Regions from separate parts of the Homo sapiens genome. Here region 1 is linked to region 2. A link is an interaction called in ENCODE POLR2A ChIA-PET data of the cell type or tissue named here. Cell type or tissue: PC-9. All regions are shown on one strand. Each heading gives the region's core, and the rest is flanking DNA. Links, peaks and the distances in the headings are about the cores only. Region 1 overlaps RBM47 (RNA binding motif protein 47). Region 2 overlaps RBM47 (RNA binding motif protein 47).

Region 1 (8,338 bases), core at 252-8,251, 170 kb after region 2:
ATGCCCGACTAATTTTTGTATTTCTGTTTTAGTACAGACAGGGTTTCTCCATGTTAGCCATAGCTGGTCTTGAACTCCTGACCTCAGGTGATCCGCCCATCTCAGCCTTCCAAAGTGCTGGGATTACAGGCATGAGCCACTGTGCCCAGCCTGTTAAATCTTTTAAAACTCTGACTTCGGAACCTATGAGAAACAAACTGAAATCCAGCCCATCCCTGTTTTGGTTTTCACAGGGACTGGTTTAGGTCCTCAGCAACGTGGGCTGCTGTAGGTCCTCATTTTCTCTTTGCCATAAAAAGGGATTTGGGAAAGAGGAAATAACTAAGCCAATTAAATTTTCTGATGTAGGATGGGATAAGACAGACCATGCTGTCTAAAAAAACCATTTGCAAGACTGGTATACTATATTTCCCTTGAATAATTAAAATCATTTCACACTTTATTAACTCGAAGAATATCCAGTATTTCCCTGTGAGCCTGAGAATAAATGATTAGCTCAAATCTGGGCGTTTTTACTGATGTATTAGTTTTTTAATTGAAATATTAACTCCAAGTGCACTCAGTGAAAGTACAGAGTACGCGAGACATGAATAGCAATTAAATGCCAACAATTGTTCCAGGAGTTTAGTAGACCTGGGAAATCATAAATTTCCTGACACCTGAATTTTTCATTTTAAATACTCTAGGTTCAGTGAAACTCTAGATATGTATTTTCTGTTCATTTCCATTCTTAATTTAAGTGCATATTTCTTGAGTTTCTTTAATTAATGTAGTTGTGCTTTTTATTTAAATTTGTAAGAATTTCCAATTGTCTCTAACTGCCTAGTTTAATTATAGAGACTGGGAAAACTGATTTTCCTTCTCTTCCTTCTTCTTTTAATAAGTATCTTTTTTTTTTTTTTTTTTTTTGAGACAGAGTCTTAACTCTGTCACCCAGGCTGGAGTGCAGTGGTGCGATCTTGGCTCACTGCAACACCTGCCTCTGGGGTTCAAGAGATTGTCCTGCCTCAGCGTCCCGAGTAGCTGGGACTACAGGCGCCTGCCACCATGCCTGACTAACTTTTGTATTTTTAGTAGAGATGGGGTTTTGCTATGTGGGCCAGGCTGGTCCTGGACTCCTGACCTCAGGTGATCCACCTGCCTCAGCCTCTCTGGAGTGCAGTGGCACAATCTCACCTCACTGCAACCTTCACCTTCCTGGTTCAAGCAATTGTCCTGCCTCAGCCTCCCAAGTAGCTGGGATTACAGGCGTGAGCCACCACACCCGGTCTATTCCCATTTTCCAGTTGAGTGAACTGAAGCTTGGGAGAGTAAGTCACTCACCTGAAGTCACACAGTTAATAAATGGTATTGAACTCAAGCGGTTGAGCTCTGGCATGCAGGAGCTCGAGCTCAAGCACTGTAATAAGCAGCCTCTCAAAATACCTTCAGATAAAAGAGTGATTAAAAACTGCCTTCATGGGCAGGCCTCATTTATGTGCCTATTTCCTTGTGGCATAAAATCTCTACCGAATTCCTGAGACAGTATAGCAGAAGCTAAGCATATCAGTTAAGGCCAAAAGAAAAAAGAAAAAAAAAAAAAACAGTGATGGAAATTTTATAGCTCCCTGGCCAGTACCTACTTTACCAAGACGGCTCAAGGGATATTAACATTGGCATTCAATATAATCCATTAGGGGTTGGTGTGGCTTTTCCATGTGACATTCCTGATGCCTGGGCATGTGTTAGAAATGCCAGCTCCTGGCCAGGCGTGGTGGCTCAGGCCTGTAATCCCAGCACTTTGAGAGGCCGAGGCGGGTGGATCACCTGAGGTTGGGAATTTGAGACCAGCCTGACCAACGTGGTGAAACCCCGTCTCTACTAAAAATACAAAATTAGCTATAGGCATGGTGGCACATGCCTATAATCCCAGCTACCCGGGAGGCTGAGGCAGGAGAATTGCTTGAACCTGGGAGGCGGAGGCAGAGGCTGTGGTGAGCCAAGATAGCGCCATTACACTATTGCACACCAGCCTTAGCAACAAGAATGAAACTCTGTCTCAAAAAAAGAAAGAAGAAAGAAAGAAATGCCAACTCCTGTACCAAAGCTGGCCTATTCATTCTCTGATGGGCTCCTTTCGGCCATGCAGAAATACCACCAGATAGTACCTGGGTATGACTATTTGTACCCAGTTCTATATGCAGGTAAACCACAAAAGTTTTTTTAAATTATTTTTATTATTAATTTTTTTTAGAGATAGGGTCTTGCTCTGTTGCCCAGGCTGGAGTGCAGTGGCACAATCATAGCTCAATGCAGCCTTGAACTCCTAGGCTCAAGCAATCCTCCCACCTCACCCTCCCCAGTAGCTGGGATTTCAGGCATGCACCCCCATGCACGGCTCTCCCACAAAACTTAGTAAATAGATACGTGAAAAAAATGTCCAAAGCAATTTGGTGGATGTTAGTTATAAAAGGAAACTCTTTTTGTAGCTTTGTCCTACCATGTTTCTTGCAAAAGACAGTGCACATTCATTCATTCTTCTATCCATTCATTCTTTTATTCAAACATTCATTCAGTGCCAGGCACTGGGGATAAAATAAGCATCACTGCCTTTGAGATGCTTCAAGTGTAGCTAATAAAATAAACTATAAACACTATTGTTTTAACTTTTCTAAGACATTTCAAACAATGCATAAAGAAGTGGAAAGAGCCTTTAATATCTAAAATCACTTCATAATAGAAGGCGAATTTTACTTTTTCTGTGTTAAAGGACCTGTCTCAGATGGTCTCATTTCTAATAGAGTTCTTTGGAAAGACTTAGAAACAAATGAAATTGATAAAAGAGCCCACAATATTCACAAATACCACAGGATGACGCAGGTTCCTACTCATATCAATGAACTCATGGTGCTTACTTTTCCAAATTTTTAAAGTAAACAAGCCATGGGGTATTAGAGTTTAACCTTCGCCGTATGTTTGCAGAAGGACCTGTTTTTTAAGCTATCTTTTTTTGTTTTTCACTGTGTACCCAAAAAAGGAAGAAAAGAAAAGGGGGAAAAAAAAACAATTATCACCAGAGCTGGAAAGGTGGAACAACATTGAAACAATGCAATGAATAAAAAGAACACATATTTTCTGGATTAAAGTTGTATTTAATGCATTTTGTCTTTAAGTGATCCCCCACCAGAAAGTTCACTTCCTTTTTTATATTTTCTCATAAACAGCCTACTATGGTCATATTGTCATAAATATAGTTGATTTTGAAAATATTTTTAGCTTCCAAAATACCCCACATTAAACTTAAACATTTATAGAAGAAAGTATTTTAACTCATGACTTTTTCAATGTTGAGAGTATTCCTGGGCGAATGCTATTCTACTATAATTATTGCCTTGAGATAACTGGTCAATGAACATGACATCAACATAATCAGGATCTGTTTTTTTCTATAGTAGCAGATATTGTTTCCTAGTTGCAACTGAAATGACTAATGTTCACCAAATAAAAGCAGAAGGTCACACCTAAAACTGAAGCTAATGTTTGACTATGTCAGTCTGTTTCAGAGCCTTTGTTTCAGGACAGGCAATTTGTCATTTGTTTTACAAAAAGACCTATGTTATTTTTGTATACTACTATTTGACATACCACCAGAAGGTGCATATTGTACATGTATTCATGTGTAATATAACACAGTAATAATAGACCATACTGTTACTATATAACTACTACTTGCAAACTACTAATATAGTTTCAAATTAGGAGGAGAAGACTAGCATTCACACACCATTATAATGACTGTAAGTTTATGTTTGGGAACGTTCACTTTCATTTTGTTTTATTTTGTTTTATTTAATTTTATTTGACTTTATTAGAGGTGGGGTCTCATTATGTTGCCCAGGTTGGTCTCAAACTCCAAGGCTCAGGTGATCCACCTACCTCAGCTTCCCAAAGTGCTAGGACAGCACACCCAGCAAAAAGTTCACTTTCTAAATCTGTTTGAGCATAAATTTAAGAAAATTTTTTTAAACTTAATCCCCAATGTGATAGTAAAATTTAAGAAGTTTAACGAATGAAAAATACCCTTGGCTGGGCACAGTGACTCATGCCTCTAATCCCAGCACTTTGGGAGGCTAAGGCCAGTGGATCACTTGACGTTAGGAGTTCAAGACCAGCCTGGCCAGCATGGTGAAACCCTGTCTGTACTAAAAATACAAAAAAAAATTAGCTGGGCGTGGTGGTATGCACCTGTAATCCCAGGCTGAGGCACGAAAATCACTTGAACCTGGGAGGTGGAGGTTGCAGTGAGCTGAGATCGTGTCACTACATTCCACCCTGAGTAAACAGCCTTTTACACACAAATTTTAAAATGCCTTTTTTTTGTTTTTTTTTTTTTTTTGAGATGGAGTCTCACTCTGTCACCCAGGCTGGAGTGCAGTGGCACTATCTTGGCTCACTGCAATCTCTGCCTCCTGGGTTCAAGTGATTCTCCCTGTCTCAGCCTCCCAAGTAGTTGGGATTACAGGCACCAGGCCACCACGCCCGGCTAATTTTTGTATTTTTTAGTAGAGATGGGATTTCACCATGTTGGCCAGGCTGGTCTTGAACTCCTGATCTCAGGTGATCCGCTCCACTTGGCCTCCAAAAGTGCTGGGATTACAGGCGTGAGCCACCACGCCCGACCCCCACAAATTTTAAAATTTTTTAAAATTCTATCTTTTATATTTGGACTCTCTGGGTTTGGTTTGGTTTTGGATATAAAACAACTCTACTGCCAAAAAGAAGTTAAATTATAAAGTATCACCCCAAAGATAAGGCATCTTTATAAAATTACAATCACAAATTTGCCATTATCTAATTGTGATTTTGAAGTAAGCACATGATCGCCCTCCTTCTCAGTTTCTCCATCAAGAAAATGAGGCTGGCCGGGCGTGTTGGCTCACGCCTTTAATCCCAGCACTTTGGGAGGCCGAGGCAGGAGGATTGCTTGAGCCCAGGAGTTTGAGAACAACTTTAGGCAACGTGGTGAGACCTCATCTCTACAAAAAAATAAAAAATTAGCCAGGCGTGGTGGTGAGGACCTGTAGTCCCAGCAACTTGAGAGGCTGAGGTGAGAGGATCCCTTGAGCCTGAGAGGTCGAGGTAGGAGGATTGCTTGAGCCTGAGAAGTTGAGGCTGCAGTGAGCCGTGATCATGCCACTGCACCCCAGCCTGGGTGACAGAGCCCTTGTCTCAAAAAAAAAAAAAAAAGAAAAAAGAAAAGAAAAAAAAAAAAGAAAATGGGACTAATACTTTTGTATAGTATTGTTGGTATATATAGATATATAGGAATAGTATGTACAGGAAATATATATCTATAAATTCTCAGTAACTTGAATCATATTCTTAACAACACAGGAAATTTCCTATCTAAAAGAACACTATTATGAATTTTTTGCAATTAAAGATGACTTTTATAATTAAAAAGTAATCATGCATCAAACTACCAGTTCATATATTCAACTTCTGGCACATAAAGTTTTTCTAAGAATATTATGCCCGGGTTTCTCTCTTAAACCTGCTTCAGTAATTGTAATATTTTAATTTTAACATGGTATATGACACCATAATTAGTTAACAGGCAATATTTAGGGCCTACTACATTCAATGGGTAGGCACAAAGCTCCCGTGCAGGAATACAAAGTAGTGATAAAAAGAACATAATACTTACATAATTAGAAAATATAAAAGAGAACATAGTAGTAGCCATTATAACTACACATTTCACATGTACAGTGTCTTAAAGCACTTTCTCACATAAATGTAGAAGGTAATATCTGTGTAAATGCCCTTTCAGTTTGTCCATAAACATTTGGGAGTGAATCCCCTCAGGTTCTTTACATTTTAATTTTAAAAAGTATCTTGCCAGGCAGATAATTAACGACTCTAAACTGTGACTACACAGTTGTCTACAAAAAGAAGATCCTTGAAAAACATTTATTCTTGACCATCTGAAATAATAACAAAGGGCCTTGAGCATTTACTGTAGCCAGGTACTTTTTTCTTTTTTGTTTCTTTTTGTTTGTTTGCTATGAGGCAGGGTTACCCTCTGTTGCTCAGACCGGAGTGCAGTGATGCAATCACGGCTCATTGCAGCCTTAACCTCCTAGGCTGAAGCAATCCTCCCACCTCCGCCTCCTGAGTAGCTGGAGCCACCACACCTGGCTAATTTTTGTATTTTTTGTAGAGACAGGGTCTCACTATGTTGCCCAGACTGGTCTGGAACTCCTGAGCTCAAGCAAGCTTCTCACCTCAGCCTCCCAAAGTGCTGGGATTATAGGCTTCAGCCACCACGCCCAACCAGCCAGGTACTTTTTAATCCTCCCAACAATGTTAATGATAATATTATCACCATTTTATAGATGGTGAAGCTGAGGCTCAAGGAGAGAAAGTGACTTGTGTGATGGCATTTGTTTTTCAAGTAGTACAGTCAAGAGATAGGAAGCGAGGCAGTCTGGCTCCAGAGCCTGGGCGTGGAATCACTGCCTCATCACAGTCCCATGTTCTCACTTGAACATTGCGATTACGTGAATTCTAGTCCTTCAACATTTCCATTTAAGAATTTAATTCCATAGGTTTTTAAGTCTAAAAACATAGTTTGAATATGTTAACTCCTTTACAAAGAGCCAGAAATAGGCTATGGGACAGTTTGCAGAACTCTTTGAAAGCTTAGAAGAGTGGTGGGGAGAGTGCAGAGGGGAAGCGATGGGGATGGTAGAAAGTAATGATTTCCCAACAACTTTACCATGTGTCTGTACTGGAAATTCCTTCCACTCTATCAGCCAATGTCCATTTCTCACCAATCGTGGTCTTATCCTGTTAACACTGGCTATTGCTAAACCTGCTGTAAGTAAGTAAGTAGCAAAGAATGAGTATCATGGTAGAAAGAGCTTTGGCTTTGTCATCAGATTGACCTACATTTCAATTCTGTAAGTTGGGTCAAGTTATTTGATACCCTCAATCTCCTGATCTTTAAAAAGGGGCAGTATGGCCAGGCGTGAGCCACCACATAATTTCAGCACTTTGGGAGGCTGAGGTGGGCGGATCACCTGAGGTCAGGAGGTCGAGACCAGCCTGGCCAACATGGCAAAACCCTGTCTGTACTAAAGATACAAAAAAATTACCCGGGCATGGCGGCACTTGTCTATAGTCCCAGCTACTCGAGAGGCTGAGGCAGGATTCGCTTGAACCCAGGAGGCGGAGATTGCAGTGAGCTGAGATGGTGCCACTGCACTCCAACCTGGGTGACAGAGTGAGACTCCATCTCAAAAAATAAATGAATAAAAATAAGTAAATAAATAAATAATAAAAAAATTAAAAGGGGGCACTAATAGCTAACACTGATCACACCCTTACTTAGCTTCATTCTAAGCCCTTGGCTATCTCATTTATTCCTCACAGTGATGCTTTGAGATAGCGATAATTATTACTAGTCTCATTTTGCAGGTGACGATAATGAGGAATCAGGATTTTAAATAGTTAGTTTACCAATGTGTCACACAGCTACACAGCTGAAGAGCTAGGGCTCAAACCCAGGAAATCTGACTTTAGAGCAGAGGTTGGCAAATGTTTGCAGTAAAGGTCCAGACAGTAAACACTTTAGATTTCATAGGCCGTATCATCTCTGCTGCTACTTAACTCAACTCTGCCACCGTCCCCATAAATGCAGCCACAGACTATATGTAAACGAATGGCTGTGGATTATGTGCCAACAAAACTTTATTAAAACAGCCAGGGAGTCAAATGTGCAGGTCTCCAGCAGGCGTCTACCCCGTACTCTAGAGCCCACATTTAAAATTTCCACTCATAGAAATGTCATGAGAAATCAAATTACACATACGTGTTCAAAAAAATAGTTAACTATCATTAACTTGGGAGTTTTAAAACCATACATTAAGGAAACTCTTGGAGAGATTATTTCTTTCTTTTTTTAAAAAAAAAAATTTGACCTCTGAGAGCAAAGAACAAGAGAGATTATTTCTAATTCATCTCCTTCCCTGTAGGGAGGATTGCATTTAAGCTGGCTATTCTCTTTTAGCGCTGCTCTGTTCTTAGCATGTAAGTGAAATACACTCTCCAGCCACTTCTCCAGAAATACTAGACATGGGGTGGGACAGTATCCTCCTCTGAAATTCTCTCATGGTGCTAACTGCTGACAGTCAGCAGAAGGTCTCACTCATAAAGATGTTCAATAAAATGGAGTTCATCTTCATCATCTTAATCAATTATTTAACATCATTGTGTATTGCATTGGCAATAACATGGCATATGATAACATAATTAGTTCTAAGTGTAAGAGGATAAGTAGAACTTCTACTGCTGC
Region 2 (8,338 bases), core at 219-8,218:
ATATATTTTCTTTCCCTCTTGGGAACAGTCTCTGTGTCTTAATGATGATGCTGATTTTCTGGTTTAATATCATAAAAGGTGTGTGTTGGTCCCAACATTACTGCTCCAAGTAGTGGCTTCAAAGAGCAACTGGATAAAGATTTTCAATAATAGCAATGCAGAGATGACCTGGGTTTCAAGATAGGAGGCCTTTGGAGCCTTCAGAGAATTGTCATAGAAATGATCAGTAACTAATTGCTCAGTTGCCACCTCAAGTTGTTGTTTCCATCTTATGCGGGAGAGATTCGGGGGAAATGGCACCCTGCCATTTTTTGTGTGTGGTCCTGAATCATCCTGTTGGTAAAACTCCTGAGGTCGTCTGAGCTGGAGTTCTGATTGCTTCTGTTTCTCTCATAGTTGCTTCCCCGTCTATTCTGTGAGCGTCTGTATGGGGAGAGGCAGTGGGGAGGGCGATCTCGTCCCCTTGAAGTCAATGACCACCTGCTTTTAAGGTTCTCGTATCTTTTGCTCTGAAAAAGGTGTGGGGGAGGAAAACTTTCATTTTCCAGCGAAAGTAGAAAGGGAGAGAGTGTCTAGAGGAATAAACGGCCAAGAAACAGGTAAGTTCTGAATGTGGTCCTAGTGTGGAATTTACCAGAAAGCTCACATGGAGATTACCACTGCCCTCAAAGGATTGCAGGTAAACTAGCAACTGTGGGAAGTGGAGGCTCCTCCTCTCCTTTTGTAATTCAAATGTTCCTAGTGTACTGCAATAGACACTAGTTTGAATGAATTCAAGATATCATCTCTTGGTAAAACCAAAAGTAAACTGATTACAAAAGGCACAAACCCTTCAACCATACTCCCACTGTCTGCCTTTCCTCTACTTTCTGTGTGGTTTAAGTACACCTGAAAAAACAAAACAAAACAATTACAGCTCAGTTTATGTAACTTGCATATTTAACAGGAGCATCTTTTTTGGTTGTTATGAATCTTCCATTTTTGTCATCATAGGAACTTAGTTTATGTAAACAACGATTTGTGGGTGTGTCTAGATGCATATGGTTTATGTGTTTGTAAAGTAAAATACATAAATAAGCTGATCACGTAAAAGTGATTGTGACTATAGTAGCTCTTTTGGTGCACCCTATCAAAGCTTTTAGAGTGGAGTCATTTTAGAAATCAAAAGCACAATCTCTGCTTTTCTGAAGGCCATTTCAGGGAGATGACATCGGGAGAAGACAGAGTGCTAGTGTAACCCTGAAAACCCTTTGTGTTTTAGGAAAATATCAATCTTTTGGTCTCAGGAGATTTCTGGTTCTGCAAAATGTATGCTTTATTTATAGATTACACTCAGCCACATTAATCAAGAAAACAACATCCAGTCTCCCCAAATCACGATATTTGTCTTTGGGGATGCTATATATTTGTGGTTCTCATGAACATGGTGGCCCTGCACGAAGACCACAGTGGGTTCCTGGTGGGTGTACGCTGAATGAGCCTCCTGATTGTGCCTTGCTTCAATGAATTGTCAGTTTTGCTCATATTCCCTGAGTATCCACCAGCTGGGGTGGAAGACAACCCGTTCCCAGACGCTATGGATAATCCACATGTGGGTGAGCAAGAGTTAAGTATATGTACCAATGGGCAGTGGGTGAGTGTACAATGAATGCAGGGCATTGTGCAGCTGAAACAGGAACAGGACGCCTGTACCTGACCAAGGAAATGTCAGCATATTAATATTATAATAAAAAGTATCTACCTTTCAGAGCACTGAGACCTGGCTCAATCATGTTTGTAAAGCATTTCACGTGCCCCAAGAAAAACAAAAAGTACAGAAGTACAAAATGGACAGGGTTTTTTCAGGTGTTGTTTCTCTTAGATCAATTTAATTCCTATTCTGAAAATGTGTATTTGAGCCTTGTAAGCTCAGGTAAACCATTTGTGTTTCAAAAACGAGGGTTCCAAGTTGGTGATGATAATAGCACTGTGACTTTTAAAAAGATGGCTTAGGCTGGGCACGGTGGCTCATGTCTGTAATCCCAGCACTTTGGGAGGCCAAGGCGGGTAGATCACAAGGTCAGGAGTTCGAGATCAGCCTGGCCAATAGGGTGAAACCCTGTCTCTACTAAAAGTACAAAAATTAGCCAGGCATAGTGGCGGGTGCCTGTAGTCCCAGCTACTCGGGAGGCTGAGGCAGGAGAATCGCTTGAACCCAGGAGGCAGAGGTTGCAGTGAGCTGATCGCGCCACTGCACTCCAGCCTGGGCAACAACAACAAAAAAAAAAAAAAAAAAAAAGAAAAAGAAAAGAAAAGATGGCTTAAATAATATTTCTTTTTGTGTGTTGTCATTTGATTAAAAAATAATAACATGGTTCTTGGTACACCAAGCCCTTGCCAAGATTAGGCCCATCTTCCCAGTAGCCTTCTCAAGACAAAGTTGCCTTTGTGTAACTACAACTGGGAGGCTTTGGTGACACAGAAAATTTAATGGGGCACTGCAACTTCTTATTAACAGAAAATGCAATGGCCTAATGTTTTTGTTGTTTTTGTTTTATGTACTACCAGTTAATACCTATGATCTATTTCTCCATGAGGATGATCTTACTATTTTAGACATGTCCAGGGAAGAATGAGGTGGTTATGGCTTTACCTTAGAATTTAGTTAGATTATAAAAGGCTGCAGCATGCTGGCATGGAGGAGAGCTCAGCACTGTGGGCTAGTTTGTTATCAGGGTAATCAGCAACGTTTGGTCATGTGGTGAGAAAAAAAGGGGTTTATCTAGAGTAAAGATGCAGATTTTAGGGAAAGGATGGCTATTCATACTAAATTCACACTCCATAGCAGAGTGGCTAGGAGCATGGGCTGCCTTGGTTCCAATCTTAGTTCTGCCACTTACATGTGACTTTAGGCAGGCTAACTAAAAAAGAAAACTCTGTGACTCAGTTTCCCCAACTGTAAAATGCCTACCTCACAGGGTTATTATAAGGATTAAATAAATTAATCTGGGCCAGGCTTGGTCACTCACACCGTAATCCCAGCACTTTTGGAGACCAAGGCATGCAGATCACTTGAGCCCAGGAGTTTGAGAACAATCTAGGCAACATGGCAAAACCCCATCTCTACAAAAAATACAAAAATTAGCCAGGCGTGGTGGTACACGCCTGTAATCCCAGCTACCAGGGAGGCTGAGGTGGGAGGATCCCTTGAGATCGGGAGGCGGAGGTAGCAGTGAGCCGAGATTGCGTCACTGCACTCCAGCCTTGACAGGGCAAGACTCCATCTAAAAAACAAACAAACAAACAAACAAACAAACAAGTTTATACCTCTTTGTCTGCTATTTAATATCCTTTAAAAGGCTGAGAGTTGCCAATAAGCAATGATGAGGAGGAAAAAAGTGCATTTTTTCGTAATTAGAAAAAACTTATTAGGTCATTACTAGAAGGAAAAAAGTATGTTTTCTCAAAATTAGGGAGAGTGAAGAGCTGAGCGTGGTGGTTCATGCCTGTGGTCCCAGCTACTTGGGAGGCTGAGGCAGGAGCGTCGCTGGATGACAGGCGCTCAAGGCTTTAGTACGTTATGATTGCGCCTGTGACTAGCCACTGCACTCCAGCCTGGGTAACATAGTGAGATCTCACCTCTAAAAAATACGGAGGGTCAACCAAGAAATCCAAGAGTGAAAGGGCAGTATCAGGTGAATATCAATGAATCACAGCAGTGTGGCTTTTCTGGTGGGCTGACAGTGTACTCTTAGTTACTAAGAAAAGAGATGAGGAAGGACAGGTGGCTGAAGAAGTATTAGAAGAATTGCCTCTAGTGAAATCCTATTTGCAGAGCAAAGAGAAATCCAATAACAAGTTAGCCCTTCCCATTTGGTGCAAACAGTAGTTTGGCCCAGGGACCTCCTTTGCTTTTTGCTCCACATTGTGGGCTCCAGCATCTACCTCAAGGTATATGTCAGTTTGCCAATGAGTAAACAGAAACTGCCAGCTCATATGATACGGACAAGCCCAGCCTGAAACCTAGGAGTCACTTCTCCGGTGGGAACTGCAGGAGGCACACAGACCCTGAAATTAAATGGTAACACCCATGTTCTCATACACCCTGGTCATGTATGAAAGGTCTTGCCCTTTCTCCATTGGCTAGAGCTAGTCACGGAAGGGTGGATACGTCTGCAGAATCTGCTTATCTGCTCCCCTGCTTCCACCTTTGTCCTCACCGCTCTCCCCGCACACTCCTTTCTTAACCCAGTATCCAGAGTGACTCTTTTATTTTTTGAGATGGAGTCTCACTCTGTCACCCAGGCTGGAGTGCAGTGGCACGATCTCAGCTCACTGCAACCTCTGCCTTCCAGGCTCCAGTGATTCTCCTGCCTCAGCCTCCTGAGTAGCTAGGATTACAGACATGCACCACCATGCCTGGCTAATTTTTGTGTTTTTAGTAGAGATGGAGTTTCACCATGTTGGCCAGGCTGGTCTCGAACTCCTGGCCTCAAGCGAGCTGCCTACCTTGGCCTCCTAAAGTGCTGGGATTGCAGGTGTGAGCTACCTCACCTGGCCAGAGTGACTTTTTTAAAACAGAAGTCAGCTCGTGTCAGTCCCCTGCCGAAAACTTTCTAGAGCTTCTCTATCTCACTCAAAAGCCAGTGAATGACTTTATTTCTAGTCCCATCACCTCTTTAACCTCGCCTGCTACCACACACATCCTTACTTCCTCTGCTTTAACCACACTCCTTTTCTTGATGGGGTGTGCCCAGCACATTCATACCACAGGGCCTTTGCACTGGCTGCCCCGATGCCTGAACCATCATCCCCAGACATCTCCATGCTTCACTCCTTCACCTCCTTCAAGTCTTTGCTCTGCCTCCTCCAGGTTAAAACAGCAATTCCTCCTTCCTGCCCGCATCCTCTGTCTCACTACCCTGCTTTCTCTCTGGTATTTATCGCTTTGTAGCATACTATGTAATTGTGTGACCTATTATCTGTCTCTCCCTGACTAGAATGTCTACTTCATTCATTGGTGTATCCCAAGCACATTAGAGGAGCGTCTGCCACAGAGTAGGTGCTCCATAAATACTTGTTGAATAAATGAATAAGACACACAGGCTTTTACACATTTCAAGCGTGACTGAATGCGTTTTACTCGAAATACAACCACGAACATACCTTTCTGAATGAGCATGGGTTTTCTCCCAGACCTCTCCCAGGAGGCTGCCATGTTTTCTGTGGTTTATTTTCTCTGCCACCACAAGTCCTTGATGGAGGCTGATGACTAAGTAACGTGCAAGGCAGGGCCAAATGTGGGGATGTCGCAATCGTTTCAGCACTTCCCCATTTCAGAGCTTCCCTGTTTCCAAATCAAAGCCTCCTCTTTGGCAATCTTTTTGTGATTTACATCTAAATGTGTAGCCCTCTGTTTGAACCATTTTGTGAATCGCATGCCCTACAGATAATTACACTTGACTGACTTATGTTACTATATTGTTTATCACCTTTTCTACTGTCATTTAATTATAATTAATGATTTTCTGAAAGTAACTGTCAAGACAAATTTTCTTAACTATCTCTTTTCACCTTTGAGGTTTCCACAAGTGCCAATTGCTGCTACAGGATTCCATTTAGATTGTTCTCAGCTGCAGAGCTCAATTAGGTATTTTTGTCTTGACCTGGCATGAAACGGAAGTGCTAGAGTCATTGTTTGAGTCTTTAATTTTTCCCCAGAACCTTTGTACAAATACTTGATCTTGCCTTTACAAAGTGGCAAAACAATTCTCTGATCTGTCATGTTTGTTTGCTAGCCCTGGCTTCGTTCTCTCCTTTGGACAATTACCTAGGTTTGGCAAAATTGCTTTTCGTGGCCTTTGGAGGCACAGTTCCCTCTCTGCGTTCATTTGCCTTGTTTAGATCCATAATTCACTGAAAAAGGCTTCCTCAGTTGCTGTTAGAATCCTGTGGCTACTAGGCTTGGGGACCCTAAAACCATCTTGAAGGTAGTACAGACTCCAGGAAGGTTCTTTGCAGTAAAAAAAAGGCAATAGTACATAAAGTCTGCTGAGGGTAGATGAAGAGCCTGGATTTAGTTATTTCTGACTATTGTCAGTCATGGTTTGTGGCTGATTTAGAATTATTTGGATTTTGGGTTTTTTTTTTTTGTTTGTTTCCTTCTAAATTGATTTGGAAGACATCATCACAATTTGTTGAGGAGTTCAAAAAATACACAGACAAATTATGCCTAATAAACAAAGAGCTAATGTTCATAGTTCTTTCTGCAAATCATCTTATTTCTTATCATATGCACTGAATGGGACATTAGAAATGAATAGGGGGGCCGGGTGCAGTGGCTCACGCCTGTAATCCCAGCACTTTGGGAGACTGAGGTGGGTGGATTGCTTGAGCCCAGGAGTTAAAAAGCAGCCTGGGCAACATGGCGAAAACCCTTCTCTATTAAAAAAAATTTTTTAAAGAAAAGAAAAAATGAATAGCATATAAATGTTAAATTAGACTTGTCTTTGGTAATATACTATATAGAGGGAGCTGGTGGTAATTATTTACTAAAATATAGAACCAGTAAATATGAATTAAATGGGTTTATAAACTAGACACATTGAAAGGACTTATTTTTCTTGCCCAGATACAGACTTTTTGTTTTTTTTTGAGATGGAGTCTTGCTGTTATCGCCCAGGCTGGAGTGCCATGGCATGATCTCGGCTCACTGCAACCTCCACCTCCCAGGCTCAAGCCATTCTCCTGCCTCAGCCTCCTGGCTAGCTGGGATTACAGGCGCCTGCCACCATGCCTGGCTAATTTTTGTATTTTTAGTAGAAACGGGTTTCACCATGTTGGCCAGGCTGGTCTCGAACTCCTGACCTCGTGATCCGCCCGCCTTGACCTCCCAAAGTGCTGGGATTACAGGTGTGAGCCACTGTGCCCGGCCCAGAGTTTTTTTTTTTTTTTTTTTTTTTTTCATACTGAGTCTCACTCTATCGCCCAGGCTGGAGTGCAATGGTGTGATCTTGGCTCACTGCAAACTCCGCCTCCCTGGTTTAAGCGATTCTCCTGCCTCAGCCTCCCGAGTAGCTGGATTACAGGCATGAGCTATGAGGCCTGGCAAATTTTTGTATTTTTGGTAGAGACAGGGTTTCACCGTGTTGGCCAGGCTGGACTCAAACTCCTGATCTCAAGTGATCCGCGGCCTCGGCCTCCCGAAGTGTTGGGATTACAGGCGTGAGACACCGTGTTTGGCCTAGATACAGACTTAACTGCTGTTTGAGCAGCTACTGTGTGCTGGACACTGGATACGAAGTACCCAGTGGTGAATAAAGATTCTCCGCCCTCTGGGACTTTCTTTGTTGGGTGGAGATGAGATTTAGTGTTCTGAAGGAACCAGGAACCCACAGGTACTACACAATAGTAGGTGGGAATCCCATAGGTGAGGTCATCAGAGAAGGCTCCTCCAGGGAGGTGGGGCTGAAGGTGTTTGATGGGCAGGGAGATGTCCATCTTCGCTAGATGGAGTAGCGTTCATGAAGGTCCTAAGGCTGGGAACGCTTGGCATGTTGAGGGACTTAAAGAAGGCCGACCTTGCAACAGTGCAAAGTGCCCAGCAAGGAGGAGATGGGCACAAGGTAGGGTTATGGGGATTACTGAGACTCAGAGCATGTGGGTCACTAAAGACCATGGAAAAGAGTTTGCATTTTGTTACTCCAGGCCTAAGAGAAAGCCATTAAAGACGACTTCTTAAAAGACAACCCTGACCCAGGCTGGAGTGCAGTGGTGCAATCATGGCTCACTGCAGTCTTAAAGTCTTGGGCTCAAGTGATCCTCCTGCCTCAGCCTCCCAAGAAGCTGGGACTACAGGCACACAATCATACTCAGCTAATTCTTTGATTTTTTTGTAGAGACAGGGTCTCACTCTTTTGCCCAGGCCGGTCTTGAATTTCTGGGCTCAAATAATCCATCCATCTTGGCCTCCCAAAATGTTGACATTACAGGTGTGAGCCACTGCGCCTGTCCAGGGGTTGATTTTTGGGGGTGTTGGTGTTGGTGGAGAGAGCCAGTGGCCTGCATGGGATGTCTTCTGTGTATCTACCTGCCTCTGTTATGGTCTGAGTCTGAGGCCGGCAGTGGCCAGCAGAAATAGCAAGATGTGGTGATGGCCTGGAGGAAGGACTGAGGATGGGGGGTTCTGATCTGTGTTGCTGGCTGTGATGGCAGAGACTGGGGGAAAACAAGTTTGAGGCAGGTAGAGGAGATCAGGAGTTCAATTTTGGGTGTGTTTACTGAGATTCCTGTTCAAACATCCCAAGGAGATGCTGGAAGTTTCCCTTTTTTTTTTTTTTTTTTTTTTTTTTGAGATGGA

What was found. ChIA-PET counts read pairs that join two places held together with the same protein. Peaks named below come from ENCODE experiments on the same cell type or tissue, not always from the same donor. Only the 100,000 strongest peaks of a DNase experiment are listed, where the experiment ranks them.
Region 1: POLR2A ChIA-PET joins it to region 2 with 5 read pairs; 4 of 35 experiments call an interaction of 5 or more read pairs at or near these places.

Annotation. Positions count from the first base shown.
Region 1 is chr4:40,453,460-40,461,797 of GRCh38, reverse strand. The region is part of intron 3 of RBM47 (RNA binding motif protein 47); the gene reads left to right. Among named protein-coding and RNA genes, the nearest start is that of RBM47-AS1, 31 kb to the right of the region's middle. In PC-9, for the core only: no CTCF peak of the experiment used is centred there; DNase peaks (open chromatin) are centred at 2,897, 3,497 and 4,257; H3K27ac peaks cover 5,005 bases.
Region 2 is chr4:40,618,801-40,627,138 of GRCh38, reverse strand. The region is part of intron 1 of RBM47 (RNA binding motif protein 47); the gene reads left to right. Among named protein-coding and RNA genes, the nearest start is that of RBM47, 6.9 kb to the left of the region's middle. RefSeq lists silencers at 3,641-3,690, 5,011-5,090 and an enhancer at 7,482-8,009. In PC-9, for the core only: no CTCF peak of the experiment used is centred there; DNase peaks (open chromatin) are centred at 788, 3,908, 5,268 and 5,688; H3K4me3 peaks cover 1,909 bases; H3K27ac peaks cover 6,667 bases.